Linked DNA regions of Mus musculus: all the other regions are linked to region 2. A link is a loop called in an ENCODE intact Hi-C map of the cell type or tissue named here. Cell type or tissue: heart. All regions are shown on one strand. Each heading gives the region's core, and the rest is flanking DNA. Links, peaks and the distances in the headings are about the cores only. Region 1 holds the start of Maged2 (melanoma antigen, family D, 2). Region 2 has its middle 21 kb from the start of Tsr2. Region 3 holds the start of Gm33991 (a long non-coding RNA gene).

Region 1 (10,348 bases), core at 1,050-9,049, 310 kb after region 2:
TTACCCCTGCATAAGCCAGTTTCATCCAGGCGTTCTATGCTAAGCAGTATTTAGCCAGGGTTCTTTATTTCCTTAATTGAAACATCTAAAGGTAATTCAGCTTTTCATGTTTTCCCTATGCTGGTATGTGGGACCTATGTAATCACAGGAACTTTCTCTTTTATTTAAAAATTTTTTTTATTACACATTGTGTGTTGGTGTGCATACATGTGCATGTGTGTGCGGCCCACGTGCGCGCGCACACACACAAACACACACACTGTGGTGCACATTTGGAAGTCAGAAGACAACTTTCTACCATCCATTCTGCCTTTCCACCATATGGGACTCTGGGCTCAAACTCAGACCATCAGGCTCTATGGGAAGAGCATGTGCCCGCTGACCATAATCCCCGGTTTTTTTGTTTTGTTTTGTTTTGTTATTTTTTTCCTGATTGTCTATGGTCATTGCAAACAGGCCTAGGGCATAATGACTTGGGCTTTTCAGATTCTGTAGACTAATGCTGATGATCAAAAGATTCTACAGTTCATAAGAAGAAAATGAAAGAAATTTTCCTTAGTCAAACAGTAAAGATTTTTTTAACTAATTGGTTTTTCTCTTCAGATAAGGTTGCCTCTCAAGGTCCTAAGATAAGGATATTTATGCCATTGTGTTAGGAAGGAAGTAAAAGAGAGGAAGGGCATTGCCCGGCTGATGAACATGAATTGAGCTTACTTCATTAAATTCAATAGTATGCAAGGTTCTAATTCTGTTCCTCCAGAGACCACAAGTGAATCAACATGGAGTTCTAAATGTTAGAAATTGTTAACAGAGCACACAGAAAGCAGTTTCATGGGAAGAAGTTCCTAGGTGAGAGAACACATCTTCTGATAGTAAAGTGTGTTGTTTAACTGGTATATGGGCAACTAGATATAATTTTCAGAAGAAAAAGGTTGGCAAATAGAGATAGGTGTTTCTTGAAAATCCACTCACTGTCATGAATACCAATATGACACTGAGAACCACCAGGAAACTGGGGCACAGTGTAGACTCGAAAATACAATGGCTGAATGAGGCATACATGTTTCTCATTAAAGGAAATTCAGCAAAGTTGTCAGGAATTAAGTTCTTGTTATTTACTGCACTACTACCCTAAAGTATACAAGTGCCAATTTCTAGATTGATACCCTCTACTCGGACCTTTTTCTTGATTCTCAGACAGGCTTATCCAACTGCCAATTTGACATTTCTACCTGGATGTACCACCAGTGCCATAAAATCAATGTTCTTTTCCTTTTTAACTCCATTATTCCATGACTCACTGAAAGGGTCACTATCTGCACTATCTGTTAAAGAAAGATGCCAATATTTGACTATGTTCCTCCTTCCAATCCACCCCTCCACAATCCAATTACTCATCAAGTCCTAGCAGTCCACCCCGCCCCCACCAATCTCCTCACTATCTCCCCTGCTAACACTCTAGGCCAAACCACAAGCACTGCTTGTTTGGATGACTACCAAGGTCATAGCTATGCTCTCTAGTTCCAAGAAGACACTTAATCCCCATACAACACCTAAGATCTTCTAAAACACACACCTACAACATCTATGTGGTGACCAGCTGTAGGGTGCTTTCATAGACCCTCAGGACCCTCAGGTTTGAGAACTTTATTTTCTTGGTATTGGAAGTTTTCCATAAGTTGGATAGGATAGGAATTTGGGGCACCAGAATTGGAAGAAAATGAGAGACTATTCATTTGTGCTCAGCAGAGAGAGCCTAGGAGATAAGAAAGTAGAAGGGTGACATTACAAACTTGGGGGAAGTAACAGTTTATAGGAAATGAAACGAATATATAAACCCGCCTTGATGATGTGTGAAAATGTATGTGAATCAAATTGTCCATAAAGCCATAAGGATTGGCTATCTTTCATTTGTCCAGTATGGGCAAAGGTGACCTCAAGAAGCAGACTTCTGACTATTTGTGTATAAGAAAGATCTTGAATTTTATTTCTATAACTACCGTGAATTATAGTTTATAATAAGCTTTTTCTGGGTCTGCATTCACCTGCTCTATTGCTAATGATATTTTGTCTACTTCTCTTTGTCTTTACATTTTATCTTGTTCTCATGAAGACACCCAGTTGTTTATGTGAATTTATCAGGCAACAGAAGTGCCATTTCAAACTAGTGAAAAACGTTATTGAGGGTGAATCTGTCAATGCCATAATAAAAGTCATTACTTTGTACAGTTAACTTACGCTGAAAATGGTAGTTTTTTCAAATGAATTGAATCAGCAAAACATAATAAAACAACAAAACAGTCCAATATAGACACCAGGATGGTCCTTGTAGCATTGTTTGTAATAGTTCGAAAAGGGGGAAACAACCCAGAAAGTACACGAAGCTGAACTAAGTAAATAAATTATAGGACAGTTATACAAGAAAACATTATACATTTCTAAAAAAACATATGCTAAGGGAAAGAGGTTTGAATATATAACTTGAAAAAAAGCAGTTACAGAACAGTAGGTAACTAGTATAGCCGGTGTAGGGAGAAAGTGCACATAATCAGACTACAAATTAAAAAATTAATGGAGGAATGTCTATCAAAGTACTCAATGTCATGAGTATTTCTGAGGAAGGAGATTAAAGATAGCTTTTAATTTTCTGTTACATATTTCTGCATTTCTCTGGTTTTCACATGACAACACACTACTTTTGTAGTAAGAAAAATAACGATATAAAATAAATAATTTCAATGAATGAATCGTTTTCGTGGGGGCAGTTTGGGTTGGAAGGGCTTCAGACCGAACCTGGTACAGAGGCATAAACATGGGCTTTGGCGTCAGACAGCATTGAGCAGGGCCCCATTGCCCCACCCCCGAGGAAGGGGGCGGGGGGTAGGGGGCTGCGGAAAGGGGCTGGGCTGGGCTGGGCTGTCTGCAGCTCTAGTCCAGGAGGCTGAGACTTCGAGAGGGACTGAGAGGAGCAGGCACACGCATCCCAGACTCACTGGAGGACAAGGTGAGGGAACAACATTGGGCTTTCCTGGTGAGCAGACAGTGGTTCTAACTACCTGAAACCTATAGCTGGGCAGGTGGGCAATTCTTATTTGACCACTATAGCTGGAGCAGAAGTGCTGCATTTGATGCGGTGTGAGAATGAGAACGACCAAGAAAGTAGTAAGCTGTATATGAACTGGACAGCAGAGACTGGCAGAGGTGGAGGGGAGAAAAAGGGGAACTGTGCATGCTTGGAGGAGAAGGAAGAATATGGGGAAATAAGAAGGGGAAGGCGAGATCCAGGGACAAGAATAGGGGATGCAGAGAAGGGTTAAGGGACACTGGGGAGGGGGGTTGCATAGGTAACACAGAGAAGGATGTAAGGAATGGGAAGAGATTTCTGTAGAGTAAATAGGAAATGCGATGGGAAATAGGGAGTCCGGAGTTAGGCAAGGGAATAGGGAGGGGGGGAATAAGGAGTGTTGAGGGGGGAGGGGCAGACGGGCTGGGACGGAGGCCCCCTAGGGAGGCGGAAAGGGGCGGGACCACTTCCGGCCTTTAGTGGGGAGGGCAGTATCTGAGTTTCGGAGGGGCTTGGAGAGAGTGGACACACTCGGGAATTGTAGGAGGACGAGGTAAGTCATGGGCCCCAGCTTTGGATGAGAGCCTGCTAGGGGTCGGCCCCACCCTCTGGGATCTGGAGAAAACCTGCCTTAAGAGCCAAATCTTACCGAATCCATCCAGCTAGGAAGGGAGGGGACTGGACCCCGTTTGGCTGGGCCTAAGATGGAATCACTAGTTCAATCCTGAGTTGAGGAGGGGGTGTTACAGGGAAGGAGCCAAACCAATTTGGGTTTTACCGTTTGGAGGGGGGCGTGTTAGGATAAAGGGCGGGACCTGGAGGCTCTGTGAAATTGATAGGGTGGTTGTGAGTAGGGGAGGGGCTAGGACCACCAGACACTGCGACAATTTGGATGGAAGGTTTGTTGGGGAGGGGGCGGGGCTGAACAGCATTGCGGACCTGGAGAGGGGCGTGTATAGGAGTTGGGTGCTGGACTGAGACCGTGGACATTGCGCATGCGCTTTATGTATAGCTAGAAAGGGGCGTGTTGAGAAGGGCTCGCAGAGACTGGGCCAGCTGCTGAATGCGCATGTGCACGGTGGACTTCAAAGAACGGGTTTGTACTGGGAAAGCAGGCGGGGTTGAAAGGGCGCTGCAGAAGACGCGCATGCGCACTCTAAGCCTGCGGCTGGGGGGGGGTGCGCTGGGAAAAGGGGGCGGGGTCCTCAGAGCTGCCGCGCTGGCACATCTTCCTGGAGGAGGGGAGGGTGCGGCTGCAGAGAACTGAGACCTAGAGACAGAATTTCTGTATCTGAGCACCTACTGGTTGGGGCTCCGGGAGGGGCTGGGCTTTGGGGCCCTAAAGAAGGTGAGGATCAGCTTCTAGGCAGAACAAGGGATACGACGTTCAGCGGGCTCTCCACTTGACCCAGGCCTTCTCTTTGAACTCAGCTTTGCTAGGTGAACTTGAGACATGTCTGACACAAGCGAGAGTGGTGCAGATCCAGCTCGCTCTCAGGTAAGACCGATACCCCCCCCCCCCCTTTCTTGCTGCTTGCCTTTCAAGCCCCTTTTGCTGCCCTAAATCCTTGGAGCTTCTCCTCCCATCCTTGTCATTCTCCACCCACTTCTTTGCCTGGGTGCATCCCCTCTCCCCAGTGGAGGGGAGGCCAAGAGGAAGGGAGAGAGGGTGGGCGGGCCCTTGGTTCTGTCATTACTTTTTAACTGGGAAGCCTGTTTAGGCTGGGGTGGTCAGAGCACACCACAGGTAAGAGTCTTTACAGGTCAGAGAAGTGTAGCCACCTAATTTTGGGACCATTTGCCTTGTTGAGGGGTGGGAAGAAGGTCAGTGAACTTCCTTGCTTTCCCTTGCAGGGCAAAGCTTCAGAAAAGGACAGCGGCTCCGTGATGCAGGACCTGTTGACCGTGACCCAGAACTTGGAGGTCTCAGAAACACCAAAGGCAGAAAAGGCACCAGAGGTTTCAGAGGCTGCAAAGGCTCCAAAAGCCTCTGGGAACCCAAAGGCGACAGAGGTCTCAAAGGCCCCAGAGGCGTCTGAGGCAGCTGCCACCCAGGCCTCACCTACCACACAGCTGAGTGAGACCCAAGTTCTGGCAACTGAAAACAAGAGTCCAGCAGCTGACACCAAGACGCAGAAGTCTGACCTGCAGGCTATGACAATGCCTACAACCCCGACCAAAAAGGTCAGCTGTGGTACCGATCCAAAGGTCAATACAAAGGCTCCGGAGACTGAGGCTCCTGCCTCTCAGGCTGGGACAGATGAACCAGAGCCTGAGGGTACAGCTGTCCAGGTTCAGGAGAACCAGGATACTCGGCCCAAGGTCAAAGCCAAGAATACCCAAAAGGTAAGACATACCCATCCTTGCTTCTCCACAATCTTCTTGTTCATTTGTCTGCCAAAATTAAAACAATTCCTGTGTTCCTGAAAGACCCAGCGCACACTAACAGGAGTGTGTCACAGTTCTTGTATCCACAGAGCTCACAGGCTGGTGGGGAGATGAGGCAGGCATATACATAGCTTCATGCTGACTGGAATGCAGCTTTTTATATGTACAGAGTAGCTGTACACTATAGACCTTGAGGTAGGCTTATTCACATGTGTAGTCTCATATCTGAAAGTAACTCCTTATGGTACCATTCTGTATGGCAGGAAACTGATGCCCAGAAAGAAAGAGGACTGGCTCGTCAATGGTGCTAGAAGCAGAGTCAGGTCAGGGGTGGATGTGGGAAGACGAAAGCCTCAGGCCTTATTTCTGACTTGTTCCTGATCCACTCAGGGAGGAAATTCCCAACTGGTAGTCAGTGATAAGCCCATGACTCAGGATGGCTAGTGTCCAGTGAGGCAGAGTCTTACTACAAGGGCAGGGTTGTGGGGATGTATCCTAGAAGAGACAGCGTTGGGTGTGCTTTCCAGAAGAGACTGAGTTAAGAGAAAGAGCCACCTGCACCACTTGCTGATATTGACCTTCCCCTCTTTCGATGCAGGGGAAACACCCGGATGGAGAAGAGGATGGCAACAGTGACCAGAGTCAGGCTTCAGAAGCCACAGGTGGTCGAAGGGTCTCAAAGGCCCTAATGGCCTCCATGGCTCGCAGAGCTTCAAGGGGACCCATAGCCTTTTGGGCCCGCAGGGCATCAAGGACTCGGTTGGCTGCCTGGGCTCGGAGAGCTTTGCTCTCCCTGAGGTCACCTAGAGCTCGCAGAGGCAAGGCCCGAAGAAGAGCTGCGAAGCTACAGTCATCCCAGGAACCTGAGGCACCCCCACCCAGAGATGTGGCCCTTTTACAAGGAAGGGTATGGACTCCACCCTCTACGTCTCACCTTTTCAATTGTGTTGCCTGATGTCTTCTCTGTTGTGCTTTGGAGTTTTCTGTGTTTTGTTTTTTTTTGTTTTGGTCTTTTCATCATTTTTCTTTCTCCTAGGCAAATGACTTGGTGAAGTACCTGTTGGCTAAAGACCAGACAAAGATTCCCATCAGACGCTCAGGTAGAGTCCTACAAACACGTGCTCTCTCCTGAGCTCTGCCTTCTCTTGTCTTCTCACCAGTGTGCTGGGGACAGCCTTCATTCTCACGCGCCTGTCCCTTTTCACAAAGTTCTCCTAACAGTGGGATCTCTATTGAAAAGCCCCCCCACAACTTGGTTCTGCCACCCATGGCTTGGACAACAAAGGGTCTGTTGATTGGGCATCAGGGTTACCTGGTATCTCTACAGCACAGATGCTTGCAACACTCTCATTTGCAGATATGCTGAAGGACATCATCAAAGAATATACTGATGTATACCCTGAAATCATTGAACGAGCAGGCTATTCCTTGGAGAAGGTGAAGGGACAGCCCTGGGGGATGGGTGCACTGGGGAAGCTTTAAACAGAAGAAAGGCATATGAGCACCCTCCTGGAGGAAAGCAGAGACCTACTGCATCCTCATCACTGTAGAGTTGAGCACATGGTGGCCTAGGGAGGGGCAGCCACTGACCACACAGCAAGTCAGCTGTGGAAACACAGCTAGTGCTAAAGCTGTGCAGCTTAGTCCTGGCTTCTGCCTGCTGCTGGATACACCATCTCATGTGTTGCAGATGCTCACCCCTCTGTCTCCCTAAATTCCCCCTGATTACAAAGATGCTATGGATAACCACCCTATGTTTGTTATGTGTATAAATAGCACATAACTATGTGCTTTATATACAATAGTCCATTACTTTCTTTCACACACAGACACACACAGACACACACACACACACACACACACACACACACACACACAAACACACACATTCACATGTGCAGAAAACCCTTAGCTATAAAAGAAACTACAGAAGCCCTGGAAGCTGAATTTTATGATTTTATAAGTTTTTCTTCCTATCCATAGGTATTTGGAATCCAATTGAAAGAAATTGACAAGAATGACCACTTGTATATTCTTCTCAGTACCTTAGAGCCAACTGATGCAGGCATATTGGGAACGTAAGCCGGGAAAGTGCTAGGGTGGGAATGGGCCTCTGCTTCCACCCATCCATCCCTCTCTCCATGGCCTATTAGAAGCTCAGGAAAGAAGGACTAAACACCCCTGTCCCCACTCCCACACACGCTGGATCCCTGTGGGTAGTAGTGGTATTAGACTTGCTTGGGTTGACAGGCATCCTTCCATGTCCTAACCCTATGTAGGAGTAGCATTTTGGTGTGTAGAGAGCTTGGCTCAAGAGGGAATGCATCCTGCCTTAGGTCAGGCTGGGACCATAGAGTAGGCTGAATTCTCTGTATCTGAGGGATCTAGGAGAGGGCAGCCTAGCAAGCTGCTTTACAGATGATGGCTCATGAACGTAAACTTTCTTTATCTTAGGACCAAGGACTCACCTAAGCTGGGCCTCCTCATGGTGCTTCTTAGCATCATCTTCATGAATGGAAATCGGTCCAGTGAGGGTGAGTGGATGGGCATGCAGTTGAATAGGTAGCTGTTGCCTGAATTCCAGATGCTCAATTTCTGTCTTTGTCTCCTTCTTGCCTCCTCTTGCAGCTGTCATCTGGGAGGTGCTGCGCAAGTTGGGGCTGCGCCCTGGGTATGATTGGGCTCTCTCAGCGCTTGCTGTCCGTGTTGTCTTTTGGCAAGAGAGGACGCTCCCAGGATTGCATCAGCCTGGTGGTCTGGTGGAGCTGGGGGTGGGGATTCTGGGCTGGGTAGTGGGCCCAAGATTTTGACCCGTGTGGATGGGGAAATGGCTCTTGTCTCTGCTCACTCTCTCAACCATCTCTTGAGCTTCCATGGAGCTTTCTCTGTGCTGTAAATCTCTTTTCTGTCTTGGAATTAAATGCCTCTGCCATCATCTGGGAAGTGTACCAGATCTGATTATATTTATTTGTTTATTTGAGCTTTCTATATTCCCAGGATTCATCACTCACTCTTTGGAGATGTGAAGAAACTCATTACTGATGAGTTTGTGAAGCAGAAGTAAGTGTCGTTGTCTGCTGTTGGACTCTACCTTGCATTTTGTCTATTTTGATAATGGACGTGCCCCAAGCATATGTTTGCATGGGTGCATGTGTATAGGCCAGTGGCAGGTTCTTTCTGGGTGCAGTCATAGATTTCTGTTTCATACGTGGTTTTAGAACACCTCTGTGAGGGAGGGGTTATTAACAGCTTTGTACATATGTAGAAATAGTCTAAATGAAGTGAAAAGTCATTTGCTCTGGGTTACACAGGTGGCAAATAAACACTGTGTTTAGAACATGTTTTTTTTTTTTTACTTCACTAAGTAGTACTTTATGAAAATTAACTTCTGCCAGGTGGTGGTGACACCTGCCTTTAATCATCAGGAGGCAGAGGCAGGTTGGTCTTTGAGTTCAAGGCTAGCTTGGTCTACAGAATGAGTTCCAGGAGAGCCTTCAAGTCTACATCCCCCCCCCCACACACACACACACCCTGTCTCAAAAAAGCCAAAAAATTCCATCAAAATGGCCTTGACTGGTATCCTTAGGCAGCCTAGGACAATGCTGGGTACTGACTTGTTCATTTGGGATGACTTTTAACTCCTGGTCATCCTGTTTCAGCCTCCTGAGAGCTGGAATTGAAGGCATGAGCCACAATACCTTGACAGTCTTTTTTTTTGTTTTTTGTTTTTGTTTTTTTTAAATGGTAGATCTTGCCAGAGCCTGGTTAGTCCCCCCCTTCCAAATTCTGGCAGTGTGGTGTGCTCAGAGCAGGGACGGTGAAAAGAGGCCTCTCTGTTTACAACACACCCAACAGGAATCTGGCACCATGTAACAAGGAGCACAACACTCATGTCCTCCCTGTGAGCAAGTGCCCTGCACGTTTCTCCCTAGTTCTTCCATGTGGCTTCTGGGCATGACCAAAAGGATACGGTTCCATTTTGGGGAAGGGCTAAAGGATTTAGTTGGGAATGTATGCATTTTCAGCCTAACTAGTCCATTCATGAGTGGTTCACAACTGACCCTATAAATAGACTTTGATTCTTTTCTTTAAAGGTACCTGGACTATGCCAGAGTACCCAATAGCAATCCTCCTGAGTACGAGTTCTTCTGGGGCCTACGCTCTTACTATGAGACCAGCAAGATGAAAGTTCTCAAGTTTGCTTGTAAGGTAATTGAATGTACTTGGCACATGAAGGTCATGGGGTGCCCTGGGATGGGCATTCTATGTTCAGAGTGTCCTGAAGTTTATATCTGGACATTTTAAAGCTTCTGAGTTATCAAACAGTGTGACAAGCATGATACCTACATCATTTAATCCTTACACCTGATAAGGCGTTTTTTGTACCACCCATGTGAAAACAGCCTCAGAAAAGTTGGTGGGTGATGTATTCAAATCATGGATCCAGCTAAGTGGTGAAGAAGGGTTCGAATGGTTGGTGCAGGATTGCTTGTAGTACTAGCTGTACTGTTACATGACATACAGTGTTTAGTATGGCCTTACAGACAGTAGGTACTAAATTCTCAGTGAACCTTCTAAGGGTTATTACTTCCATTTCAGGTGCAAAAGAAGGATCCCAAGGAATGGGCAGCTCAGTACCGAGAGGCAATGGAAGCAGATTTGAAGGCTGCAGCTGAGGCTGCTGCCGAAGCCAAGGCGAGGGCTGAGATTAGAGCTCAGATGGGCATTGGGCTTGGCTCTGAGAATGCCGCTGGGCCCTGCAACTGGGACGAAGCTGATATTGGACCCTGGGCAAAGGCCCGGATCCAGGCAGGAGCTGAAACTAAAGCCAAAGCCCAAGGAAGTGGTGGTGCCAATGCCAGTGCTGGTGCCGGTGCCAGTACTGGTACCAGTGTT
Region 2 (10,348 bases), core at 742-8,741:
GGAGCTCAAGCAGATCAGGAAGCAGGAGCTGATGCAGAGGCCATGGAGGGATGTATTACTGGCTTGCTTCCTGGGGCTTGCTCAGCTTGCTTTCTTATAGAACCCAAGACTACCAGCCAAGAATGGCACACTGTTTTTGTCTTTCTGCTCCTTGTTCAGTACATTGTCATCTTGGACTATCTTGATGACTCAAGACAGATTTACATCTTTTTATGTCTAAACCTAGCCACTGTAATACAGACAATATTTATAAATATTGTCCAAGATTGTGTAAATTTGACATTTGTTTTTACTGTTTCCTTTGCTGTTTTGATTTTTGTTCTTTTTCTTTTTTTTTTGAGACAGGGTTTCTCTGTATAGCCCTGGCTGTCCTGGAACTCACTCTGTAGACTAGGGTGGCCTCGAACTCAGAAATTTGCCTGTCTCTGCCTCCCAAGTGCTGGAATTAAAGGCATGAACCACCACTGCCTGGCTGTTTTGATCTTTTTATTTGATGGAGTCCCACTTATTTTTTTCTATTATTGCTGACAACTGTTTTAATTAAATGTTATTAAGACCCAAAAAAGTATGTCCTTATGATTCTATGGATTTTTTTGTCTCCCCCTTTTTTGTTTCTGATTTTGTTAATTTGGATATTCTCTCTGCCTTTTGTTCATGTGGTTAAAGATTGCCAATCTTACTGATTCTCTTAAAGAACCAACTCTTTATTATATTAAATCTTTGTATTTTGTTTGTTTTTTGTTCATATTTTATTGATTTTTAGTCCTGAGTTTGAGTATTTCTTGCCATCTACTCCTTATGAGTGTAATTTTTTTCTTTTTGTTCTAGAGCTTTCAGGTGTCCTGTTAAGTTACTAGTATGAGATTTCTCGAATTATTTTATGTAGGTACTTAGTACTATGAACTTGCCCCTTAGACCTGCCTTCATTGTGTCTCCCTATAAGATTGTGTATATTGTCTATTCATTTTCATTCAATTCTAGAAAGTCCTTAATTTTTTTTCTTAATTTCTGTCTTGACCCATTTTTTTTAATCCAGTGGAGAGTTGTTCAGGTTCCATGACTTTGTAAGCCCTCTGTTGTTGATATTCAGCTTTAATGCATGGTAGTCAGATAGGATACAGCGAGTTACCTCAATTTCTTTTACCTGTTCATGCTTGCTTTGTGTATAAGCATATGGTCAATTTTTGAGAAAGTTCTGTGAGGTTCTGAGAAGAAAGTATATTCTTTTGCATTTGGGTGAAATGTTCTATACATATCTTTTAGGTTCCTTGGTTTATAATTTTAGTTAATGCCAGGCTGCATCCTGCCTGCTGCTGGGGTGCCTGGAATGATGCTAGAATACCATTCAGGGGAGGCAAAATTCAGTCCATAATGGTGGTCTTCAGTCCCTGTTTCCTGAAGTGGGAAAAAGCAGAATTTGGAGTATGGGACGATTGCTGTGGTTCCCAGCACTGCAGGCAAACTGCTGGAAGTTGTGAACCAAGCAGGATCCCTGGTCCATGCTTACCCTAAGGGCATCCACACACCTGGCAAGAAGGGGAAGACAGAGCCCAGGATGGAAGTGGAACTTGGTTTCCTTCCTAGTGAGTGCTGAGAGTTCAGAGGGGCTGCAAGAGAGAAGGCCCTCTCCTGGAGATTTAGACGTGGCTCTTAACCTTTGATGAAGAGATAGATGGCCCTTACTTGTTCAAACTGCTGTATTTGAAGGTGGATGTGAATATACACCTCATTCAGGATGAACCAAGGATTAAATACCTTTTTTGAGAAGGAATGCCTAGGAAGGGAAGCTCATTGGCTGAATACTCCGGGCTTCAGTCTTGTTACCCCCCACCCAATACCTGATCATGTTACCCTCTTCACATACCCCATCCCCTTTTCCTTCCGGGTTCCTCCCTCCCTTCCCCCAACCCCTGCTTCTCCCTCCCAAGTGGGACTGAGGCATCCTCACTTGGGCACTTCAGCTTGTTGAACTATGTTGAGTTCTGTGGACTGTATCTTGGGTATTCTGTACCTTTTTTTTTTTTTTTTTGACTAATATCCATGTATTAGTGAGTACATATCATACATGTCCTTTTGGGTCTAAGTTACCTTACTCAGGATGATATTTTCTAGTTCCTCCTATTTGCCTGCAAAACTCAGGATATCCTCGTTCTTAATAGCTAAGTAGTATCCCATTGTGTAAAAAACAAAAAAACAAAACAAAACAAAACAAAAAACCAAAACATTTTCTGTATCCATTCTTCTGTTTCAGAACATCTGGGTTGTTTTCAGCTTCTGGCTATCACAGATAAGGCCACTATGAACACAGTAGAACTTGTGCTCCTGTGGCATGGTGGGGCATCTTTTGTGTATATTTCCAAGAGTGCTATAGCTGGGTCTTCAGGTAGATCTATTTCCAATTTTCTGAGGAATCTACAGATTGATTTCCAGAGTGGTTGTACCAGTTTGCAATCCCACAAGAATTGAGGAGTGCTCCTCTTTCTCCACATCCTCTCCAACATGTGTTGTCACCTGTGGTTTTGATCTTAGCCATTCTGATTGGTGTAAGGTGGAATCTCAGGGTCGTTTTGATTTGCTTTTCTCTGATTACTAAGGACTTTGAACATTTCTTTAGGTGCTTCTCAGCCACTAGAGATTCCTCTGTTGGGAAATCTTGGTTTAGTTCTATACCCCATTTTTTGATTGAGTTGTTTGGGTTTTTGGTGGTTAGCTTCTTGAGTTCTTTATATATTTTGGATATCAGACCTCTCTATCAGATGTGGTAACCCCACATCTGATTTTTTTTCTGAATCTGTAGGTTGCTGATTTGTCTTATTAACTATATTCTTTGCGTTACAGAAGCGTTCCACTTTCATGTGGTCCCATTTATCAATTTTTGATCTTAGAGTGTGAGTCACTGTAGCTCTATTTAGTAATTTCTCCCTGTGCCAATGAGTTCAAGGCTCTTTCCCACTTTCTCTTCTATTAGATTCAGTGTATCTGGTTTTATGTTGACGTCCTTGATCCATTTGGACTTGAGCTTTGTGCAAGGTGACAAATATGGTTCTATTTTCATTTTTCTACATATAGACAGCCAGTTAGACCAGCACCATTTATTGAAGATGCTTTCTTTTTTTCCACTGTATATTTTTGGCTTTTTTTGTCAAATATCAATGTGTGTAAGTGTGTGGTTTTATTTCTGTGTCTTCAATTCTATTCCACTGATCAACGTGTCTGTCCCTGTCCCAATACCATGCAGTTTTTATCACTATTACTCTGTAGTATAGTTTGAGGTCAGGGATGGTGATCCCCCCCCCCCGCCTTTCTTTTATTGTTAAGAATTGTTTTCGCTATTCTGGGTTTTTTCCCTTTCCAGATGAATTTGAGAAGTGCTCTTTCCATGTCTTTGAAGAATTGTGCTGGAATTTTGATTGGGATTGCATTGAATCTATAAATTGCCTTTAGTAGGATGGCCATTTTTACTATGTTAATTCTTCCAATCCATGAGCATGGGAGATCTCTCCATTTTCTGAGATCTTCTTCAATTTTTTTCTTGAGAGACTTGAAGTTATTGTCATACAGAACTTTCACTTGTTTGGCTAGAGTTACTCAAGATATTTTATACTATTTGTGGCTATTGTGAAGGGAGTTGTTTCTCTAATATCTTTCTCAGCCTGTTTATCCTTTGTATAAAGGAAGGCTACTGTTTTATTTGAGTTAATTTTATTTATTTATTTTTGGGGGGAGGGGTCGAGACAGGATTTCTCTGTGTAGCCCTGGCTGTCCTGGAACTCACTCTTTAGACTAGGCTGGCCTTAAACTCAGAAACCCACCTGCCTCTGCCTCCCAAGTGCTGGGATTGAGTTAATTTTATATCCAATCACTTTGCTGAAGTTGTTTATCAGCTGGAGAAGTTCTCTGGTAGAATTTTTGGGGTTGCTAATGTATACTATCATATCATCTGCAAATAGTGATACCTTTCTTTTTTTGCCAATTTGTATCCCCTTGACTCTTTTCATTGTCTTATTGTTCTAGCTAGCACTTCGAGTACTATATTGAATAGAAGAAGCTCAGATCAAAGGCCCAGAAAATGTTTTCAACAAAATCATAGGAGAAAAGTTCTCCAACCTAAAGAAGAAAATGCCTATCAACATATAAGAAGCATATAGAACACCAAATAGACTGGACCAAAAAAGAAAGTCCCCTTGGTACATAATAATCAAAATACCAAAAATACAGAACAAAGAAATAATATTGAAAGTTGCAAGGGAAATAGACTAAGTAGCATATAAAGGCAGGCCTATTAGAATTATACCCAACTTCTCAATAAAGACTCAATAAAGCCAAAGGGTCTGGACAGATGTGCTGTAGACTCTAAAAGACTAAGATGCCAGGCTAGACATAGTACTATACCCAGCAAAACTCCAAATTAATATAGGTGGAAAAAACAGATATTCCATGATAAAACCAAATTTAAGCAATATCTATCTATAAATTCAGCCCTAGAGCAGAAGATGCTAGAGGGAAAACTTGAACCTAAAGAGTGAATAATCCAGGCTCAGTCCTTTCTGCTGGGACAGACTGCTAGCTAGTCTGCTCTCCTGAAGACACCATATCCTGAGGCATCCCAGAAGGTGGTACATGTCTTTAATCCTAGCATTAGGGAGGCCAGCCTGGTCTACAGAGTGAGTTCCAGGACAGCCAGGGCTATACAGAGAAACCCTGTCTCAAAAAACCAAAATAAATAAATTAATTAATTAAGAGGAAAATAGCGGTCACTTTTGGAGGGACTTCCCTTTGCAGAAAGATTTAAGGAATACTGGATCTGATAAGGAATTGTTAGGAATGGCGATGGTGGCATTACAGGAAGTGAGGGGTTTAGGAAAATGGTATTACAGAAAAGTAGAAAATGGTATTGGATGGAGGAGAGGATCACTGAAAAAGAGCAAAAGCTGGGAGACAGCCCTGGCCACTGTTGGTGGCAGCTCAGGGAAGCCCCCAGTGGAAAAGGACTGTTACTGCAGTAAAGAAGGGCTACTTTTGGATTTGTTCAATTATGGAGGCTTACATCTTTGAATATTGAAGTCCCTATCACATTAATTTCACACACATTTGTTTTAATTGGTGGTGGCTCGTGCCTATAATCTCAGCAGGAAGATTGCCACCAGTTCCAGGCCAATCTGGGCTTCATGCAGGCAAAACATCTGTCCATACACATAAAATGAAACTGCAAATTTAAAAAGCAAGCAAAATCAAAGCATTTATTGACCGTCTACCACGCATTATGTTCTGGGACGGCAGGCAGAAGTAAGATGAACTGAGTCCCTGTCCTCTCTGTTTATTCTGGTTAGGAAAAGACAACTAACAATAGCATGGATATGTGGTTATATGAACAAACTTCAACTTTAGAAGTTGAAGTATTCATGATTTTGTATTTCTCCAATTAAATGAAAACCACTGTAGGTTTGGACTTTTATTCACCAACAAGTTGTCCATTACCGTGCTCTTGGATGTTTGCTTCCTCTAGCTTATCCAGGAATTGATACACACAGCAAAGGAGGCTGCTCAGATACAAAGGGGTGGGGACTGAAGGATGTTCTACTGCCATGACTGTCAGTGTATGTCATTGCCACAACGTGTCGCTATTGACCACTAGTCAGCTTCCATCTGCCGCTGCGGGCCTATCTGGCCACTTTTCCTACTATATACTTAAATACTCCTCAAAGACAGTACTTGCTCTGTGGCCCTGGGTTCAGACTGAGGCGGGGTTTGTCTGTCATAAACTCCCATTCTCCCCTTTCCCCACGATTTCCCCAGGCATTCTCTTTCAAATTCTGAAATTCCTCTTCTTGCGGAAAAGAATTTGGTTCCCCCTAAGGACATTTCTATAGCAGATTTCTGTTATTGCTGGTGTTTTTGATTCTTCATTCAAAAAAAAAAAAATCTTCCAAACCTAATTTCCCCAAAGAAGATCCAGGCTCTAGTGGACATTTATGTTGTACTTGGTCTCTCAGGATTCATTAACTATTCTTTTGATAACAGAAATCATGTTGTGGGCAGTTTAGTTTAGGGTTTTGTTTTTGTTTTGTTTTCTTTTTGTTTTGTTTTTTTTTAAAGACAGGATTCTACTGTCTCCCACAGGCTGACCCAGAACCAGAGGTCCTCCTACCCCTACCCCCTTGAATTCTGGAATTGTGTGTGCAAACCCCTATCTCTGTTGGAAGATGGTTTTACTCCCTGGTCCTGAGGATGGACCCCAGGGCTTTGTGCACGATAGGCAGGTGCTCTACCATTGATTTACACCCAGACCTTATAGGGTTATACAAATGACAATATCTTCCCATTGGATATGATTTGGGGCTGTCAACTGTGGTATCCTGCCCTCTAGTAAAATTAAATTAAATTAAATTAAATTAAATTAAATTAAATTAAAAAATGTACACAGGCCCCAAGTCAGCTCAATTTAGATTAAGGTAGTGCATTTCCCAAATTCTAATGCCCATACAAATCACATTGGGGTCTTATTATAACCTAGTTCCAAGTCAGTAGGGCTTGAGAGCCTTTGGGCCTACAAAGCTCCCAGGTGATACTGGTCTGTAGATTATCCTTTGAATAAAACAGAAGTGAACAATAGCTAGTATACCTTCATCCAACTACAGCAACCTGGAAACCACATTCTTCAGTATTCCCTTTCATTCTCCATTCTGGAAGAAAAGGGAAGGGGTGATTTCCGTTCAAAACATACACACAGAGACACACACACACACAAATGCCATGCTGGGCATTGCTCCTCCCATTTCTCCTACACTCTTTCTCTTATGGCATAGCTTCATGACAAAGTACTTGCCTATTGTAACTGAGGTTCTGGGTTCAATGCCCAGCATGGTGTGTGTGTATGTGTGTTTGTGGTTGTGTGCCTATGTGTACATGTGTGTGTGTTTAGTGCACACATTTGGCTGTCTATCTGTCCCCAAACAGCAAATAGCCATGTTTAGTGGCTTACACTTGTGATCCAACTTCATGAGAGATGGTGGCAGGATTTCTGGGAGTTCAAGGCCTACCTGGTCTAATAATCAGCTTCAGACCAACCTGGGCTACAGAGTGAGACCCTGTCTTGGGAGGTGGAAACCATGTCTTGAAAAACAAACAAAACAAAATAACAACAACAACAACAAAAACCCCACTTGATAACTTGATAGCACATGTCTCCCAATAATTGACAAGGAGAGGCAGGAAGATTAGGAACTCAAGGTTATCTTTGGCTACATAGCAAATGGGCTACATAAGACCCTGCCTTAAAAATGAACAGAGTGCACAAGAGATTATTCCTACATAGCAGATTTGAGGCCAGACTGGAATGTGTGAGTTTGTTTAATAAAATGGGTTTTCAAACATAATACTGTCATATATTGAAGATAACAGAAAAAATGGACAAACAACAGTATTCCCATTTACTGTTTAAGTTATTGAAAGTATGTGTTCAAAACATTTAACATTAAAAATACAATAGTTTACTGAAGGCTTGAAAGAGATATATTTAAAAGGTGATTAGAGTTTTTGTCTCAACTTCTTACCAGAAAGTAGATCTTCTAACTTCAAAATATCAGGCTGTAGCAGATTGTTACCATTGATATGATTCTTTCAGAAAGTTCTTATTTCAATAAATAGAAATGAAACACACTTTTCTCTATAAATATTAATCTTTGATTAAAACCCTCATCTGAAATTCATAGTTCATGGATACCATTATAGGTAAGACCCAACAGTTAGAAATTCCAGGAACTTTTAAGCTTTGGCTTCTCCTAGGCAAGAGCTATTGTTCTTTTGGGGTTTCCATCTAGGTCAGTTTCTAGAGGGGAGGAAGCAACACCTCTCCATTGTTCATAGAGTGGCAAACATTTTATTTACATGGCTTTTTCTCGAAGGCTTCATATATTTCTTGATATCAAATATAATGAAAAAAATATGTTCCCTCAAATGTTAGTTTACAATAGGCTTATTATTCCATATCCTGTCACAATTTAATAGGGCCCACCTATACATTTAAAAAGGGGGGTTGAGCCGGGCGTGGTGGCACACGCCTTTAATCCCAGCACTTGGGATGCAGAGGCAGGCGAATTTCTGAGTTTGAGGCCAGCCTGGTCTACAGAGTGAGTTCCAGGACAGCCAGGACTACACAGAGAAACCCTGTATCAAAAAAAAATTAAAAATTAAAAAATAAAAAGGGGTTGAATTGCTAATACATCATTCATTGGAATTTTAAATATTAATCTGAGAAAGTGTCCCCTCAAAATCACTCTGTGAAAATTGACAGAAGTTTAGCCCAGCCTCAATACCATACTTATAACTTTTTATTTTAATTAGAATTTCTTGGTTAATCCTCACAGCAGCCCTGTAATATTTGTGTGAATGTGCCCTGATTATCCATTGAAAAAGCTGGGGCTCATAGAAAGGGAGATATTGGTCCCTAGAAATTATTTATCTGGGAGTCGGCAGAGATTTACCTCATAGTGTTCATTTATACAATGTATGCTGTCATGGATGTTGTGTCTGGCCGTATGGTTTATGCATAACATAAGGGTGTCCAAACCAGAGGATGTGTGTGCTCTAGGCAGAACCTAGGTTAAACAGAAGAAAAGTGCCCTGCTTTTTGAGATAGTGTCTCACTAAATAGCACAGTCTGCTCTCAAGGTAAAGTGTGATGGGATCCCTAGGCTCATGAATTTTTATAGGGAAAAGAACTCTGGGGCTGGAAAGATGGCTCAGTGGTTAAGAGCACTGACTGCTCTACCAAAGGTCCTGAGTTCAATTCCCAGCAACCACATGATGACTCAGAACCATCTGTAATAGGATCTGATGCCCTCTTCTTGTGTGTCTTAATATAGCGACTGTGTACTCTCCTACATAAACTAAAAATAAAAATCAAACAAAAAACAGAACTCTGATGGGGCGGGGGGGGGGGGGCACCTAGCCTTTCCCTGGCAGTTCACTTGGGCTTGTGTGCACTTTCTTCTAAGTTCAGTTTGGGTCTCGGTCTGTGGAGCTGGAGCTGTAGCTCAGGATCTGTGTGAGGGCTCCAGTTGAGAGTTTACAGGACTCTTCTGGATGTTTAAGCCTTAGGTATAGATGTCTCATACACCATCCTGCACTCTTAGACTCACCTTCCTCATATGTAAACTTACCTTCTGGCTAACTCAGCCTCTCACTGCTGCGGTGAGTTCTGACCTCTCATTCTCAGTAAAATGGACCAAGTCTTCAAATTTCAAGTCCAAGTATACCACTCTAATCATTTCCTACTCTTCTAGTTGACTTACCTGTCCTATGGGAAAAAATGTTCTTGTTTAAGTCACATTTCCTCCTGGAGAGGGTGATATTAAGGTCAGCTTACAGGTCAGACAGTGGGGGGTGCACAGGTTTAATCCCAGCACTCGGGGGGGGGGGGGCAGAGGCAGGTGAATCTCTGAGCTCAAGGCCAGCCTGGTCTACAGAGCGAGTTCCAGGATACCCAGAGTGACACAGAGAGACCCTGTCTTGGAAAAAGAAAAGAAAAGAGAGAAAAGAAAGACAGCTCCAAGGATTTGAGGGTGTTGTCTCTACAACCACAAAGCACCAACCCCTATTAACAATTATGTGAGCTTGACAGAAGACCCACAAGCCACATAAGATTGTATCCTGGGCCATATATAAAATTGTGATAAGATCCTGCACAGAGGACCTAGCTAACATGTGTTTGAACTTTGTCATGGTGCTGCTCAGGTGGAATCTCATTGCATAGACCAAACTGGCCTATAACTCAGGATTCTCCTAAGCACTTGAGTTGATTAACTTCATCACTTATTTATTGGTGCTAGATATTCGTGATCATTAACAGAGTTATCAACTCCATGTAGAATCTCCTAGGAGAACACCCTCTTGGCTTGTCTGAATGAGTTTCTGGCTTTGGGTTACTTGAAGTGGGAAGACCCTATTCCATGGACTGGGGTCCCAGCTTTCATCTGTGTTCTTCCTGAGTGTGGATGCAATGTGACCAGACACCTCCCACTCTTGCCGCCATGACTTCCCTGCCAAGATAGATTGTACCTTCAAAATGTGAGCACAACCCCCCCCCCAAAAAACTTTCCTTCTTGAAGTTGCTTTTATCAAGTATTTTGTCATAGTGATTGTACTGGCTAGTTTTGTGTCAACTTGACACAGCTGGAGTTATTACAGAGGCATTTTCTCAACTGAAGCTCCTTTCTCTGTGATAACTCCAGCTGTGTCAACTTGACACAAAACTAGCCAGTACAATACTATTCTGGTCTTGGAAAGTTCGGTTTGAAAAGTGCAACTGAATGGCAAGAGTAATTTTGTAATTTCCTGTTGTCTTAGT
Region 3 (10,348 bases), core at 1,568-9,567, 410 kb after region 2:
GTGGAGAAAGAGGAACACTCCTCCATTGTTGGTGGGATTGCAGGCTTGTACAATCACTCTGGAAATCAGTCTGGCAGTTCCTCAGAAGATTGGACATAGTACTACCGGAGGATCCAGCAATACCTCTCCTGGGCATATATCCAGAAGTTGCCCCAACTGGTAAGAAGGACACATGCTCCACTATGTTCATAGCAGCCTTATTTATAATCGCCAGAAGCTGGAAAGAACCCAGATGCCCCTCAACAGAGGAATGGATACAGAAAATGTGGTACATCTACACAATGGAGTACTACTCAGCTATTAAAAAGAATGAATTTATGAAATTCCTAGCCAAATGGATGGACCTGGAGGGCATCATCCTGAGTGAGGTAACACAATCACAAAGGAACTCACACAATATGTTCTCACTGATAAGTGGATATTAGCCCCAAACCTAGGATACCCAAGATATAAGATACAATTTCCTAAACACATGAAACTCAAGAAAAATGAAGACTGGAGTGTGGACACTATGCCCCTCCTTAGAAGTGGGAACAAAACACCCTTGGAAGGAGTTACAGAGACAAAGTTTGGAGCTGAGATGTAAGGATGGACCATGTAGAGACTGCCATATCCAGGGATCCACCCCATAATCAGCATCCAAATGCTGACACCATTGCATACACTAGCAAGATTTTATCGAAAAGACCCAGATGTAGCTGTCTCTTGTGAGACTATGCCGGGGCCTAGCAAACACAGAAGTGGATGCTCACAGTCAGCTAATGGATGGATCACAGGGCTCCCAATGGAGGAGCTAGAGAAAGTACCCAAGGAGCTAAAGGGATCTGCAACCCTATAGGTGGAACAACATTATGAACTAACCAGTACCCCAGAGCTCTTGACTCTAGCTGCATATGTATCAAAAGATTGCCTAGTCGGCCATCACTGGAAAGAGAGGCCCATTGGACACGCAAACTTTATATGCCCCAGTACAGGGGAACGCCAGGGCCAAAAAGGGGGAGTGGGTTGGTAGGGGAGTGGGGGTGGGTGGCTATGGGGGACTTTTGGTATAGCATTGGAAATGTAAATGAGCTAAATACCTAATAAAAAATCGAAAAGAAAAAAATTTCTATGAAGAATTGCATTGGACTTTTAGTGAGGATTTCATTGAATCTATAGATTCCCATTTTCACAATATAATCCTGCCAATCCATGATCATACCTTTATGTCTTTCAGTACTTATCTCTATTTCTTCTTCAGAGTTGTAAAGTTTTCATCATATAAACCTTTATCTTCCTTGCTTAGACTTACTGGAACATTTGAGGGAGGAGCTATTGTGAATAGGATTGTCACCCTGACCTCGAAGTCTACTTGTCTTTTTGGTTTAGGGAGACTACTGATTAATGTGTGTTCACTTTATATCCTACTAGTTCTTTGACTGTGTTAATCATCTGGGAGATTTCTGGAGTTTTCAGGGTCTTTTGCTTATAGAATAATCACTGAGAATGAGAATCCTTTGACTTCTCCCTTTCATCTTTTAACCCTTTTCACTCTTTATCTTGTCTTGTTGTTCTACCTCATCAAGCACTTTATTAAACAAAAAGGGAAATAGTGGATGGAGATCCTTTCTTGTTCTTGTTTTGGGTGGAAATGCTGTTTGAGTTTTTCTCCATTTAAAAGAATGTTGGCTATAGTGCTGTATATTGCCTTTATTATGTTATGAAGGATGAAGGGTATTTTTGCTTTACATAACATCAGGCCTGTGACAACAGCCCTAGAAATGGCAACAGGAATGTGAGGGGGGCTGGTCACACTGTATATGCAATGAGGAAACAGAACAATTCCACACCGTTTTGTAACCCCACTGAAAGATTACAACTAGGGTCCCAGTTTCTGAATGTCTTAAGCAGTGCTGTTTGCCTTTCAGTTTCTGGATAATGGCTATCCTGACAAATATGAAGTGCTGTTTCATGGTTTGACTTTGCATTTCTCTGTAGTGATTTTGAGCATCTCTTCACATTTCTATGTTCTCTTTGAAGAAATGCCATTTCAAATCCTGAGCCCATTAAGAATTATAGTATTTTGTTTTGCTACTGACTTATAGGAGATGTCCTTGTATGTTAAATGTATCAAGTCAGTTCTGGTCCCGTTATCATTGACTGATACTTCTAATTATCTCTCATATACTCTTTTATTTTTGGATAACCTGACAGTTAGGTGCTGATACATTTTATTCCTGTGGATATAATTTATCTTTACTCTTGGACAAAGTTAATTAGGAAATGTTTCCTTATTTAAATCATAGAACTTCCCTCATTTGTTGGTCATTTTTGAGGATCCTTGTCCTTTGTTCCTTGATACCTGCAATCTTCAAACCTGTTGTTCCATTAATCTTGACACTTGGGGGCTTTGTTTGGGTGATAGAATATATCAAATTATTGTTCTTTCTTCGTTTGCAGAGTTATAAATAGCAACTCCTTAGATCCTTCTTATTAAGATTTAAAAGCTAAGGACAGTAACTATCTTATAGGAATAAAACAAAACAAAGAGGCCTGGAAGGAAGGAAGCCCAGGGAATGTATGTGACCAGGCCCTCAGAGCAAGGGGCTCAGTTTGCCCCTAAGCTTCCTGACAGCTGGAGCAGGAAGGAGGAGGGAGCTGAATTCCCATGTCTTCATTTTCTGCAGAAAGGGAGGCTCTGGGACATTTCTAAGTGGACACTTGTCTTGGACTAAAATTCCAGAGGAGTTGATCTTCACACTAGTTGAGCAAATGTCCGGAACCAAAAGTTGCCCGTGATTTCAGGAGGGTCGAAGAGGCTCATTCAGAGGCACCATTCTGAGTGGTAGGGAGAAGAGAGGGAAGGAAGGCCAGAAGTTGTGTCTCAGAGGAGAGCCCCACTAGCCTGCCCTGTCTCACAGCAGAAAGGAGAGGAGAGGAGCCCAGCTCTGCCACTGTGTCTGTCTCTGTCCTCCCCACCCACCTCACTGGTCTCAAGAGAAGGAGACTATGGCTCCCCGTGGAGCTGGGCCATGAGAGTCCTTCAGACACAGGCCTTGGCTGGGGTGGGAAGTGAGGCAGGGAGAGGTTGTGAGTGGAGAACAGACCCTCTACCTCATGATGCTGGGGGCTGAGGGAGCACTGGGTCTGGCAGGCAGGGTGTGATGGATGGGGGCAGGGCAGAAGCTGACCAAGGGGCTTGGGACAGAGTGACAGTGAGCAGCAGGAATGGCAAGCTAGGCAACTGGGGCAGCCCGGAGTGCCAGGGGCTCCAGGTCTCACCCTCCCCACACATTGCCCGGAAGTTCTTACTGTCTCCATTCATGGCTGTTCTCTCTGCTGAGCTCTCCGTGCCACATGCATGCCCATACAGGTGAGGGTGACTTGCGCCCATCCACACCAGGATACAGAGGGGAGAGACCTGTGTCCATATCATCTTCTCCCCAATGCTGCCAGACCAGTCTGTCTTCTCCAGCTCAGGCATCATGGCCGACTTCACCATCCACTATGATGTGGGCATGGAGGACATGGGAGGCAACAGGCAATGGTCACAGATCAACATCTCACCATCTCATACATTATTCCTCTTCCTCCCTGTATATCTGACTTCATAAAAACCTATACACAGCAACATAAAAGTTATACTCATTAACAGGACCTCACCTAATATTTCAATATGCACACATTCTTTGATACTATCTACATCTTCAAACATTTACCATTTCCTCAGTATAAAGCCCGGGGTGGTGGTGCACGCCTTTAATCCCAGCACTCGGGAGGCAGAGGCAGGCGGATTTCTGAGTTCGAGGCCAGCCTGGTCTACAAAGTGAGCTCCAGGACAGCCAGAACTACACAGAGAAACCCTGTCTCAAACAACAACAACAACAACAACAAAACCAAAACCAAAACAAAAAAAACAACTTTTCAAAATTCTTTCTTCACTCTTTTAGAAATGTCTAGTATATTGCTGTCTATGTTCCCCCACCATGCATCTTGCTCCAGTCTACCTCCATATTAACATTTCCTTCATTCCACATTCCCTTTCCTGGTCTTTTGTGTCTACTGAGTCCTCCCTTTGCCCTCACTTTAACCACCACTGCGTACAGGTAAAGCTGACTGGCACCCATCTAATAAGACTGGAAGAAGCCTGTACTTACAACATCTACCATTCACTACTTTGATGCTCGTGGCTTTCACCAAATGATGAATCTTGGAAAACTTTAAGGTCCATCATTGGAGATGTGCAGGTGAGAAGACCTGGGAAAATACCAAGAAAATGGGCTCCGGAATGAACATCTTTTCTCTGTTCCCTGGTTACATGAGTAAAGCCAACTCCCATACTTGGCTAAGGTCTCTAGATTCAAAGTAAATGGAATATTTGACATGAAAAAAAAAACATATAAAGGCATATGTGTACTAAACAAGGTAAAATTGAGGCTTCAGATGACTGAATTGGATGGAGTATGTTGCCAATGTTGTCAATATGCTTCATTTTCTGAAGGAATAATAACAAATTCCTACCACCAAAAGCATTAGAATGGGAAGCAGTAACATACATTTGTAGATATTTACAGTTTGTGATAGCAAAACAGAGCACATCTAGCCAAAATAAAAGGAGAATTGAATTAACCTTTGTGGATGAAGCTTGTGTGTGTGTGTGTGTGTGTGTGTGTGTGTGTGTGTGTGTGTGTGTGTGTGTGTAAAATAAAGGACATTGATTTTTCTTTACATAGCCACGAAAACATGTTCCTGAACAATCCCTGAGCTTTATTTGGTCTCTTCCTTCTAATTTGGAAACATCAGCATTAGTTAGACTTTACTTCATGTCGTGGATGAGCTAATAGTTTTTCAGAAGGAAAATATGGGGAAATAAGGAACAAAAATAATTGCCCTGGGTGACATTAAGACAGCAACATTAATGTAATAGAATACAAGGGAGAAATTCTAGCTGCTCTGAAGCTGAGAAACCATAGATAAGGAAATAAAAAGGCCACAGGAGGGAAACATATATTTGGGGTGAGATAGAACAAGAATGAGGCCTCCACTTTCTTTTGAAGGGTGTGGCTCTGCAGGGATGGTTCTAGTCATAAAAGATAGTATATGGAGACGAATACTACAGTAGAAGACCATGAAACAGCATGGCAAGTAGAAGGAAGCATTTCTTCCCTCGAAACGAAGCAGAGTATACTGCCACCAGGTGGCTGGCAGAGTCTTATTTTTCTCTGAGGCAGCGGTGATTAGTTAACTATGACTGTTGGGCTTTTCCATTTATGGAAAATGTGAAGTGCTGAATACGGAGTAAATTTAGATCCCCCTTCTTATACTGGAGATATTTAATAGTCTCTTAAAGGGAAAAAATACTATGGGAGGATGCTTCAATGACAGATGTAAACATGTAAAATATGTAAAATATATCTGAACTTAATTACCAGCAGTAAAAAAAATCAAAGCCATCACGTTGAATTGTTAAGTTGTACTTTACCTTCTTTCTAACAGTGACTCTTTCTTTTACTATCACATTGGGTGGTACACACTTAATTTTGTCTATTTATTGACCCCCTTCCCCTTTGATCCTCTTCAGCTACATGGAAGTATGAAGTGGGGGATCCAATATTCCGTGCTGGCATCATTGAAATATTTTCTTCTTATGTGGCTTTTGCTCATTTGCTTGTACTAGTTTCTCATGCATTTCCCTTTTCTGGTCATAGACTTCAAACTTCCTTTCCTAGGAAATATGCCCTTGTTTGTGCACTGCTTTCAACCACAGGAAACATGAATTATTTGCCTAAATCCTATACAGACAATTCTTTACTCTTGTAAAATATGAGGCAACAGGATTTTGGAACCTTGCCAGATACTTGTTCTCTATACCATGGGTGGGGTGGGGTGGGGTGGGGTGAGTAGGTACAGTATTATATTTTCTTTCTAATTTTCAGACCAGTATGTAAGCTTTACATCTTGGCCTATGTTTTACCAGGCTTATCATTTCTCTCTTCTGAGTGTATAGTGACACATAAACATTCTCTATAGTTAAAACTTCCTGATATCTATCTATGTATCTATGAATCTATCTATGTATCTTTCTATCTCTCTATCTAGTTAGAGATAGAGAGATAGAAAGATAAAGTTTCTAGATAGAAAGATTGTTTTGTTATGCTGAGAATTAGTAAGGATTAAACTATTTTAATTAATTTATTTCTTGATACATCCTTCTTTTTATCTTTTAAAATCTAAATATTTATTGGCCTCTTGGCTAAATTATGATGTAAATCCCATTCTCATACTGAAGAAATTTAATGCCATCCGGCAGGATAAAAATGACCTTGGTGGGGATGCTTTACTAGCAGATCAAGGCTTTTAAAAATCAGAAGTCAAGAATTAACATTGCTATTTTCTTCACTAGCAACATCCTGACTGAGATATAGAAAAGGCAAAAGACATTCTAAATAGGGAGATGTCCAATAAAGCTATGTATCAGAGTGGGACAAAGAAGGCAAAAGAGAGGATTTGGAGACTGTAAGGCTTTGGGAGCAGAGATTTACAGATTTCAGGGCATGCATGTGGGGCCTCGGGAAAGGCTGAGACAAAGGATGGACACTGAGGTCATCCAGGAAAGCAAGTGGTTCCAGGAAAAAGATCTGGGGGGGGTGGGGGAGGGGAGGCTAGCTGAGGACCTAGAATGGGACTGGGCTCTTTGGGGAGGATTTCTAAGGTTAATGGAGAATGCTACTAAAATTATTGTACTGAAGACAGAGCACAAAATATGTGTTTATCTTTAGAACAATGAGGCATTTCAGATTCAAGCTGTTGATTATATGGGCAGTACATGGAAGCATTATAAAGCATGCCAGTCCCTCACAGTTCTTTAGCTCATTCACATACATTAAGGATGACATCACCACACCAGAGGTCAGATTACGACAAAACAAACTGTGGCATACCCCAGTACTGAGGAGTCAATTCTATACTTCAGCTAAACAGTTTTGTTCGTTACAGTTTACTCTGAAGAGAGTAAAGCCAGATGTTCCTTACCTTATTACAACCAGGGGGAAAGCAACCAGGGGGAAGTTGAAGTCTATGATCAGAAAAAGGAAATGCATGAGAAACTAGTACAAGCATGGACAGCCTCTTAGGAGAGTCAAAAAAGCAAATGGGGCCTTTCTGCTCTGCTGTTCTCCTGGGCAGCCGTGGCGCCCAGCCGGAATGACATGATCCTGAAGCCCTACTCCCACAAGGATTGGCAGCAGCGAGTGGACACTTGGTTCAACCAGCCCGCATGCTAGATCTGCAGGCACAAGGCCCAACAGGCGAAAGCGCGTCGCAATGCCCCTTGTCTCGCGTTCGGCCCCATCAGGCCCACGGTGAGGTGCCCTACAGCTAGATACAACACCAAGGTCCAGGCTGGCAGGGGCTTCAGCCTGGAGGAACTCAGGGTGGCTGGTATCCACAAGAAAATGACTTGCACCATCGGTATCTTTGTGGACCCAAGGAGGCAAAACAAGTCCACTGAATCACTGCAGGCCAACGAGCAGCTGCTGAAGGAGTACCGACCACTCCAAGCTCATACTTTCCCCAGGAAGCCTTCTGCTCTGAAGAAGGGAGACAGTTCTGCTGAAGAACTTAAGCTGGCCACCCAGCTGACAGAACCTGTGATGCCCATCCAGAATGTGTACAAAAAGGAAAAGGCCAGAGTCATCACAGAAGAGAAGAACTTTAAGGCTTTGCCAGTCTCCGAATGGCCCGTGCCAATGCCTGACTCTTTGGTATCTGAGCAAAAAGGACAAAGGAAGCTGCAGAGCAAGACATTGAAAAGAAAAAGTAATGTGCGGTTGGAGAGTTGCAAGAAATTTCCCATAAAGAAAAAAAAAAGACAAAAAGAAAGAAAAGAAGATGGGAAATGGCTTTGCTCTGTGCTCCTCAAAGGCCTACCATCAGTTTGTATTTGGGGAGCACAGCTATACAACCAAGAATTGGATTAAATAAAGTTAGATATGTGTGCTATATAGGATTGAGTCCAGTCTGAGCTTCATAAGGAGTTTCAAACACCTACAATTTAAGCAGTTGCTTATGTGAAAGGATGCCAGAGTGCCATGGGAGAGACTTTGCCCTACTGTCCTTCCATCTCTTGTTTTCCTCTGAATAAAGAAAAAGGAGGCCCCAGACTTAACATCACAGAGTAGCCTCAGCGACCAGTCAGCCTTGGACTCACTGGCCTGAACAGATACTAAACCTCAGAGGTGGGGTGGGTGTGTGCTGGCCTTCTCCCTTTCTCTTCTCCCCACTGACCCAGTCCTCAGGCTCTGCAGAGGGAGAGGGAGAGTGGGGACAAGGGACCACCAGCCAATCATATCAGGACAGCTCAGGGCATCCATACTATGTGCAACTAATCCCCTCTGGACAAACAGCTCAGTTAGCCTTTCCTTTCCTGGCTTTGCCCAACAATTGCCGAAAGTGGGAAAGAGGAACTCTATAGGCTCCTAGCACCTGCTAAATTATAGAGCTATACTTAAGGTGCATATCTTTCTACTAGTTAAATCTTACTATACAGCCCAGTTTGTCCCCAAACTCAAAATCTTTGGTCTCAGTTGGCTGAGTGTAGCCTTTAGCCTTTATAAGCATGTTGTCACTCCTGTCCTTCCCCATATCTGATCCTGAATCCCCCATTCCCCTCCCCACTCCCCCTCCTTTCCAGTTTCCTCCCTCCATCTGTCTCTTATGCTCTACCTCAGGACCCAGTTATGCCACTCCTGGGCATGTAACCAACATATGCTCCAATATCTCAAAAACTTACTTGACTATGTTCATAGCAGCCTTATTTGTAGTAGCCAGAAACTAGAAACAACCTAGATGTCCCTCAACTGAAGAATGGATAAAGAAAATGTGGTACATCTACAGAAGGAAATAATATTCAGCTATTACAAACAAAGACACCAGGGATTTTGCAGGCAAATGGATGGAACTTGAGAATATGATCCTGAGTGAGGTAACCCAGTTCCCAGAAGACATGCATGGTATGTATTCACTTATAAGTGGATATTAACCATAAAATAAAGGTACCATGCTACACTCCACAGACCCAAAGAAGCTAAACAAGAAGGAAGACCCAAGCAAGGATGCTTGAATCTCACTTAGAAGGGTTATTGCCCTAGCCAGCCTGGGTTTGTAATAGAGAACATGTGCTGTCAAAGGACAAGACAGCCACACAGGGCCTGGGTCTTTTGTTTGTTTGTGGTTAAGTTGGCAGCACCAGGCTAGAAGGGATACTAATATCTTCTCCTGTGCTCCTGAGATGGCCTCTAGAAAATTAACTTCGGGGAAACAAGCTTCCAGAATGGGAGCTTGGATACAGGACTAGGAAAAGGTACCTTGGGACAAAGAAGAAAACCAATTAGAGGTTCTATGAACTTGGCTACTGTACAGGAGGGTCTCAAAGATATATTTCTAATTTTTTCATGAGAAAAAGTCTACCTCATTGTCAGGTCATGAAAGGGTTTAAAAAATGGTAAGGTTATTTTTAAAAGATTCAGTAGAGGTGTCTGTGGCCAGCCTTTGCAATTGCTGTAGGCAAATGGGAGAAAAATCAAGAGGAAGGAGAAGGAAGGAGAAGCTCACACTGAGGCCTGTGCTCTTAACACTGATGCTCAGTCCCTGATCTCAATGTAGTCTTTACCTGGATCCTACCCCTTCAAGAAAGACCAGGACACTCTAGTCAGAGGCTGTTGGGGATTTTATAAGCATGTTGTCAAAACTTTTCATCTTTGGGTCTAGAGGCTCATTAGTTAAGAAAACTAGTTGTTCTTGCAGAGGACCTGGGTTCAATTCCTGGCACCCTCATAGCCTCTCATAATTGCCAATAATCTCCCGATCTCTAAGGCAAAAGGCATACATGTGATAGTTCACAGACAGACATTCTAGCAAAAACACTCATACACATAAAAACAAACAAACAAACAAACAAACAAACTTTATCAGATCTTTTGGAAATTGAGAAAAAAAGCTACTGTGGTGTTGAACTAATCTTATGGGCTTGCTGGGAAAATGACTTTAACTACATTCGGAACTGACTCACATTGTACAATGGAATGATGTAATCTTTAAGTAGGTCCTCTGGGGCCAATGCATGTTCAAGTACTGCTAAATGAACTAATGCTGTTAAATGAATTGCAGGAAGAGATGTGTTAAGTATGTGTAACACTTCTCTTGCTTCTAAGGGATGTTCCAAATGGGGGTCATCCACAATTCTAATAGCACTATAGGGATAGATACAGCACTGAGTGCCTACCTTAGCTACCCCAGCCCAGTCACATAGTAAAATACATTAGGATAGCCTAGAAATTTAAGACAGTAGGGAGGTACATCACAGTCCAAG

Evidence for each region. Hi-C counts contacts between places; a loop is a spot of excess contacts. Peaks named below come from ENCODE experiments on the same cell type or tissue, not always from the same donor. Only the 100,000 strongest peaks of a DNase experiment are listed, where the experiment ranks them.
Region 1: it touches region 2 in a loop (9-fold over the local background); 2 of 42 quality-filtered maps call a loop at or near these places.
Region 3: a loop joins it to region 2, with 12 times the contacts of the local background. A loop is called at or near these places in 11 of 42 quality-filtered maps.

Annotation. Positions count from the first base shown.
Region 1 is chrX:150,806,885-150,817,232 of GRCm38, reverse strand. Maged2 (melanoma antigen, family D, 2) reads left to right here and starts at 2,888. Exons shown (of 13, transcript NM_030700.3): 1 at 2,888-3,004; 2 at 4,496-4,562; 3 at 4,919-5,410; 4 at 6,051-6,359; 5 at 6,489-6,552; 6 at 6,810-6,889; 7 at 7,436-7,530; 8 at 7,907-7,986; 9 at 8,081-8,123; 10 at 8,450-8,512; 11 at 9,547-9,661; 12 at 10,052-10,348. The coding sequence starts at 4,518. Gm24907 (a small nucleolar RNA gene) reads left to right here and starts at 9,247; the gene lies at 9,247-9,374. In heart, for the core only: no CTCF peak of the experiment used is centred there; DNase peaks (open chromatin) are centred at 3,562 and 4,142; H3K4me3 peaks cover 2,777 bases; H3K27ac peaks cover 1,882 bases.
Region 2 is chrX:151,112,256-151,122,603 of GRCm38, reverse strand. No RefSeq gene overlaps it. Among named protein-coding and RNA genes, the nearest start is that of Tsr2, 21 kb to the right of the region's middle. In heart, for the core only: CTCF peaks have their summits at 4,981 and 5,617; no DNase peak of the experiment used is centred there.
Region 3 is chrX:150,704,447-150,714,794 of GRCm38, reverse strand. It overlaps Gm33991 (a long non-coding RNA gene), which reads right to left and starts at 4,221. Exons shown (of 3, transcript XR_387093.1): 1 at 4,137-4,221; 2 at 3,292-3,484; 3 at 2,389-2,817. It also overlaps the pseudogene Gm15131. In heart, for the core only: a CTCF peak has its summit at 5,171; no DNase peak of the experiment used is centred there.